Linked DNA regions of Homo sapiens: region 2 is linked to region 1. Evidence: chromatin contacts called from ENCODE Hi-C or POLR2A ChIA-PET data. All regions are on one chromosome and are shown on one strand. Each heading gives the region's core, a stretch centred on a gene start or an enhancer-like site at or near the end of the contact. The rest is flanking DNA. Distances are from core to core; before and after follow the strand shown. Region 1 has its middle 26 kb from the start of LIF-AS1. Region 2 holds the start of LIF (LIF interleukin 6 family cytokine).

Region 1 (3,319 bases), core at 216-2,715:
GTGTTTAATGGGGACAGAGTTTCACTGGGGAAGGTGGTGGTAGCGGTTGCAACATTGGGAACGTACTTAATGCCACCGAACCATACACTTAAAAATGGTTCAAATGGAACATTTAATGTCACGCGTATTTTACCGTAATAAAGAAAAACAAAAAGTGATCTATTGTTCAAACAATATATAAAAGATAAAACATAAAAGTAGATGACTGGGCTCATAATTACCCTCATTTCTCACCCTGTTACCAGTTTGGAATATCTGCTTTCGAACCTTTTAACGTCCCCACGCAATCGTGTATGTGTGGGCAAATATAGGCCCTGAGGGAGGAAGGGAATGTGATCTCCAGGTGCCAGACACATGCTCCTCATCCCTGTCTCTTTGAAGGACAATGTCATGCCTGCATCCCCAGGTGCCCAGTGGCAAGGTCGCGCATGAACAATCACCGCCATCCAGCGATGTCTTAGAGGTGTCTGGCTCGGTGCTAAGCCCTTTCACATGCATGAGCTCAATCCTTACACCAGCGTCGTGAGGAAGGTATATCTTGATGCTCACTTCAAAGTCCATTTCAAGGCCAGGTGCAGTGGCTCACCCCTGTAATCCCAGCACTTTGAGAGGCTGAGGCAGGATTGCTTGAGCCCAGGAGTTCAAGACCAGGCTGGGCAACATAGTGAGACCCTGTCTGTAAAAAATTAAAAATTAGCGGGGCATGGTGGTGGTGGTGTGCTCCTGTAGTGCCAGCTACTCAGGAGGCTGAGGTGGGAGGATCACCTGAGCCCAGGAGTTCGAGGCTACCGTGAGCCATGATCACAGCACTGCACTCCAGCCCAGGCAACAGAGTGAGACCCTGTCTCAAAAACAAAAAACAGTCCAGGCTGGGCTCAGTGGCTCACGCCTTATAATCCCAGCACTTTGAGAGGCCAAGGTGGGCGGATCACCTGAGGTCAGGAGTTCGAGACCAGCCTGGCAAACATGGTGAAACCCCGTCTCTACTAAAAATACAAAAATTAGCCAGGTGTGGTGGCATACACCTGTAATCCCAACTACTCGGGAGGCTGAAGCAGGAGAATTGCTTGAACCCGGGAGGCGGAGGTTGCAGTGAGCCGAGATCACGCCACTGCACTCCAGCCTGGGCAACAGAGCGAGACACCATCTAAAACAACAACAACAACAAAAACCCAGTCCATTTCATAAATGAAGACTCAAAGGAGGCAAAGCAGGGATGACCTGTGAGATTGTCAGGATTTGCAGAGATGCCTCTGCCATCATGTGCCCCAATCCTCAGCAGAGGGAGGCACTTGCACACTTTGTAGCAATCCCTTCATTTCTGGCTTCCCTGTTGACTGTACATTCCTAGGGAGAAGGATTATGCCAGCTTGTTCCCCGCTTGGTCCTCCACAAGCCTCGAGCACAGTAGGTGTTCAACAAATATTTGTGGAAAGAATGCTTCTCATTCATTTCTCTGTTTGATCTTCTCCCACACTCCTGTGAGGTAGCAAATTAGGCAATATGATTGCTGCTGCTGTTAGTCATCTGGTTAGCAGGCGAGATGGGGTGACTTCCTCTGGGTCACACGGCCAGGACCTGCTGAGCTGGTCTCAGGCTCCTGGCTCCCCTCCCAGGCCTTTCCAACCCTGTCATGAGGACCTTGGCTCCTGTGCTTAAAAAACAAAGATATTAATTGGGAGGAGGAAGCCTTTGAGTCATTACCAGCAACAATAATAATAATTACAATCCTTCTCCTTGTAACCTTTACCTCATGTAATCCCCACTTCCATAGCACCAGCAAGGGAGGTGCTATTATTATCTCTAATAGATTGTTCTGCAGCTAGACAGAGAGGTTGAGCAACTTCCTCAACATCACACAGCTACGAGCAACAGAGCAGAGATTCAGACCCCATCTGGTTCCAGAGCCCATAAACCACAAGTTACAAATATTGTAATCCCAAGTGGCATCCTCCACCGCACCCAGACAGACTCACAGCGCGTGTGGGCTGCGTTTGGTGAGGGAGAGGCTGAATGGAACATCCATGTATTCTCTCCTGCATTCATTCATTCACTCTCACTTAGTGAGCATTCGCTGAAACCCACCTGGGCGCCCTGCCAAGCGTCTGGCCCTAGGACACAGCAAGAGCAGGATGGTGCCCTTTCTGCCCCCAGGGAGGCTTTGGCCAGGTAGGAAAGGCAGATATCACTGTGCAATTCATTGCTTCATTAGAGCAAAGATGAGTGCCACCGGGGAGGAGGGATAAGCCTCTGTCTGCCTAAACCCAGGGTGGGGAAGGCTGCCCCTCAGAGCTGCCATCTCAGTGGCAGTTTGCGGATGGCAGGAATCAGGGAACTGAGGGTGGAGAGCGTTCCAAGCGCCTGGAATTCCATAGTCTGGGCAAAGGCTTGGATCCGACTAGGATGGAAAGATGGCCGGTGTAGTCGGAACTGGTGAGAGAGGAGGAGAGGAGTGGGGATGGGGGTTCCAGGGTAGGTGGGCCAGCACTGTCCTGCCCAGTGTCCAAACCCTCTCAGACAGAACTAAGGCTGCGGCGAATGTCTTCACTTTCACTATTATCCTTAAAGAGTAAACAGGAAGTCCAAGTTAAAAGTTCCCATTTCTGGGCCGGGTGCGGTGGCTCACGCCTGTAATCCCAGCACTTTGGGAGGCCGAGGTGGGCAGATCACGAGGTCAAGAGATCAAGACCATCCTGGCTAACACGATGAAACCCCATCTCTACTAAAAGTACAAAAAAAAAAATTTAGCCAGGCGTGGTGGTGGGCGCCTGTAGTCCCAGCTACTTGGGAGGCTGAGGCAGGAGAATGGCATGAACCTGTGAGGCAGAGCTTGCAGTGAGCCAAGATTGCGCCACTGCACTCCAGCCTGGGCAACAGAGCAAGACTCTGTCTAAAAAAAAAAAAAAAAAAAAAAAAAAAAAAATTTCCCATTTCTGCCATTTCTGGCCAGGTGCAGTGGTGCATGCCTGTAATCCCAGCACTTTAGGAGGCTGAGGCAGGAGGATTGCTTGAGTCGAGGAGTTCAAGACTAGCCTAGGCAACGTAGCAAAACCTCATATCTGCAAAAAAATTGAAAGAATTTAGCCAGGTTTGGTAGCATGCACCTGTAGTACCAGCTACTTGGGATGCTGAGGTGGGAGGATTACTTGAACCTAGGAGGTACAGGCTGAAGTGAGCCATGATTGTGCCACTGTATTCTAGCCTGGGCAACAGAGTGAGACCCCCATCTCCAAAAAAAAAAAAAGAAGTTATCATTTCTCCCCAGGTTGCTGGGCTTAGATGGGGCCTCCAGTAGGCATTTAATCCAGATGCTGCATCT
Region 2 (3,319 bases), core at 224-2,723, 34 kb after region 1:
GAAGGCACCAGGCCCCAGGCCCAGCAGGCACCAGGAGAAAGGAGACCCCTCTCTTCCCACCTCCCGTGGTGGCCCAGGTTCCTCAGCAGCGCTTCCCACTCACTGGCCCATTGCAGCCCAAATCTCCGAAGCCAGGCACCCATGGGGGCCACGGGGCATGGGGGAGTGGGGAGGAGTCCTCGGTTGACCCTCATCTCCCTCCCAAACCTGCCACTTGATTCTGGCTCCCTGGGCCAATTGCCCCCAATTCTGCCCCCGCCCCCATCATCCTCTATCTCTTCCTTCCCTAGTGTCCCCTATCTCACTCAAGCTCACCCCATTTCTGCCTGGCTGTCCCCACTCTCCATCCCCAAATCATCATTCAAAACTCTCTGTTCCCCCAGCTCCGGACAGCCCCTGACTCCATGCCTTCTCCCGACTCATCCGCTGTCCCTTGTCCCAGGGGTTCCCCTCCCTCCTAACACACACACACCGGCTCAGGGAGGGAGAGGAAATGGTGCACCAGGAGAGAGAAAAGGCAAAAGGTCATAGGCAGTCGGGTGGGCGGGGAGGAAGGAAAGTGAAAGGTGACAGGAGAGCTGGGAGCTGTCCCGACATGTCCTGGTTTGCCCCTCCCCCAGGGGGGCCTGTTCTCCCGACTCCCCCCAGGCCCCCTTAGACGCTTTTCCAGGGCTCTGCAGAAGGGCACCTGAAGATGGTGGGGGCCGGGGTCAGCGGGCGAGTGAGGCTGGAGACCTCCCCCGGATCCCCCATGCTGGAACAGCGGGGACAGGGGCCTCCTCAAGTTCACTTCTCCTGGGTCCCCTGTTCGTCCCAGCATCCCAAGGCAGTGCTGAGGCCCCGGGGTGGCTGCGGGAGGGGGGCCACACCCCTATATCTCACCTAGCGCAGACCACACGCTTCCAGACACCAGCAGATGGAGGCGGCACCTGCTCCCGTCCCAGGCCGGAGTTTGCAAGCTGCTCGCCGCCCGCGCCCCTCCCTGGGAGCAGCCCGGGACCGCGGTTGGAAAGGAGAAAGCGGAAAGAAAGAAAGAAAAGAAAAAGAGAGAGGGAGAGTGAATCTGGGAGAAAGCGCAGAGGGAAGAGCAGCCAGCGAGTGTCCGGAGCGAGGAGGAGGAGGAGGAGAAGGAGAGGGGGAAGAAGAGGAGGAGGAGGAAGGCTCGGCGCCCCCTCCCTCGCCGCCAACCTGCCGCGGGGCGTGCGGTGCTTGGGACCATGTGCCCGCGCTCGCTCCGGGCCGCCACCCAGCGCCTCCGGTGGCTGCGCGGGCGCCCCAAGTGTTCGTGTGTCTGCGGCGGGTGGGCGTCCGGCTCGCGCTGCCAAGCGCCCCAAGTTGCCGCCGCGCCCCGCAGCGGGGACGCGAAGCCGGCGCGGGGCGGGTGTATTTACCTGCCGCCAAGACCTTCATTATGGGCTGCACTTCAGAGGGCCTTGGAGGAAACCTCAGATGCCGGCAGTTTTCAGAGGTTCATGCTCAAATGGGGAATTTGCCTGATTTATATACTGGAGCCTGTGTTGTAAGACAGAAACAGCTATATTTAGCCGGGATCCCCAGTCCAGGAAGTTGTTTGAGGTGCATCATAGGAAATTATGAATGGAAGAAAGTGAGAGTGAAGGGGGGGGACGAGTGAGGGGGGAGGGTGGGGAGAACAGACTTTTTCCCTCTTCTAAGAATTTGATTGATAAAATTATAATGAAGCCTTCGACAAAACGCCCTGTGGTTTTCCTGCCTGGCTTGTCCCGGGAGTTGTCTGAAGATGGGCATCGCCAGGAGGGGGCCCCTGGCCGAGTCAGCAGGGGTCCCAGCAGTGGGCGCCCCAGACGGCCCTGACTCACCTGGGTTTGGGGAGGTAGCGAGTCTGGACTAGCAGATGGAGACTGGCCCCTGTGCCCCCTGGTTGGGGGGCTTTAGGGGGGCAGTGGGAGGAGGAGGGCTAGGGCTTGGCTGAGAAGGAGGCTCCAGGAGGAGGGGCCGGGGCCGGCGTGGACTTTAGACGGTCATAAAGTGGAACTGAACATGGGCGCTGGAAGCCACCCCAGAGGTAGCCTCCTCCAATCTGCACATTGCCACTGGGCCCCAAGGGGCTCCGAGGGGAACACGTTGCCCAGGGCCCCAGAGGGTCAGGCCTCCAGACACCACCAGTGCACTCGCCCTGCTGACCACTGTACCTGTGAGGCTGGGGAAGGGGCTAGGAAGACATGGGGGTAGGGGTGACTGACTCAGTTCTGTCGGGACACTCTGGGAAGGTGCTTCTGGGAAGGCGGTCCAGCATTTCCATTCTGAAGCAGGACTGAGAGAGGCTTGGCGAAATCGTACCCCAGTTTCCTCCTCCGGGTGCTGATTGATGGTTGGGGAAACTGAGAAGTGGCTGGTCCCTTCCAGACCTGCCTTGGAAGCCCCTTTGAGCCCAGCCTCAGAGAATGATGGAGGTCCCCAAAAAGTGCTTCTAGAGGCTCTAAGGCAGTGTCACATGTTCTGGCGTCTTCTGAGGCCAGGCGATTTGTGAATGAGGAAGGGCAGAAAGGAGCAGTGGGGAGCCGGGCAAAATGAGCACAGGGACACCTCCAAGAAATGCAACAGAAAAGTGAAAATAAATACACCCTATGAGATGCGGGAATGCCGGCCAGACAGCATGGCCACGCGTCTGGGGCCATGCCGTCCCTAAAGCTGCCAGGGGACCCCCAGTACCAGGAGATGATTTAGTCCCCTGTGGCCCCTTCCCAGCCCTTCCGCCTGACCCTGACCTGAGATCAAGGTGTGTGAGTTGGTTTTCCAAGGCCAGGGAGCTCTTGCAGCCTCGCCCGGGCCCCCACCGCCCCCTCGCCCATCCTCCATGCCCCCAGTTCCTGCCTCTTGCCACATCCCAGACCTGCCCAGCCACGGGTTCCTCCTTCATCGTGCCAGGACGAGCCCTGGTGCCTGCTGCCGTTCCCCACCACACACACACCCTGCTTTATCTACGCTCTTGCCCCCCATTCTCTCCCAGCAGGGCCTCGGATGTGAGGTGATAAAACTGCCCATCCCAGCTGGCACTTCCCGAACTGGCTCTCCTTCCTCCTTCCTGCCTCTCACCCCACACCTTGTCTCTTCTTTGAGGGACCATGGAGGGCCCCACTTGGCACTTACTGCTCCTATACACTTGCTCTGGGGTCAGCGTACACTACTAGGAGACTCACCTGCCCTGGCCTGGCTCAGGTAACCCCACATCCCAGGACACCCCAGCTCAACCCTTCTTCTTACACCTCCCCCAGCATCTCCTGCACAAGGACCTGACCACTCAGAGCACGTGAGCTCTGGACCAGTCCCCAGTCCCATC

Evidence for each region. A loop is a pair of places that touch in the nucleus more often than their neighbours do. ChIA-PET counts read pairs that join two places held with the same protein, here RNA polymerase II (POLR2A). Pooled maps may share reads with other maps.
Region 2: a loop to region 1 is called in a map of mammary epithelial cell, with 6 times the contacts of the local background. The contact joins the promoter of LIF here to the enhancer-like site in region 1. A Hi-C loop is called at or near these places in 28 of 168 maps with a recorded cell type or tissue (Caco-2, Calu3, HCT116 and 18 more), 3 of 37 single-sample maps with no recorded cell type and 14 of 50 pooled maps. POLR2A ChIA-PET finds 5 or more read pairs at or near these places in 20 of 52 experiments (A549, AG04449, AG04450 and 17 more).

The regions. Positions count from the first base shown.
Region 1 is chr22:30,211,231-30,214,549 of GRCh38, forward strand. No RefSeq gene overlaps it. Among named protein-coding and RNA genes, the nearest start is that of LIF-AS1, 26 kb to the right of the region's middle. RefSeq lists enhancers at 1,290-1,584, 3,310-3,319. Within about 2 kb of position 1,466, at least 18 of the 41 ENCODE cell types and tissues checked have a DNase peak (open chromatin) inside an H3K27ac peak, as active enhancers do; they include HCT116, IMR-90, PC-3 and 3 more, where a contact is called at or near this core.
Region 2 is chr22:30,245,286-30,248,604 of GRCh38, forward strand. LIF (LIF interleukin 6 family cytokine) reads right to left here and starts at 1,474. Exons shown (of 3, transcript NM_002309.5): 1 at 1,392-1,474. The coding sequence starts at 1,410. LIF-AS2 (LIF antisense RNA 2) reads left to right here and starts at 925. Exons shown (of 1, transcript NR_148946.1): 1 at 925-1,708.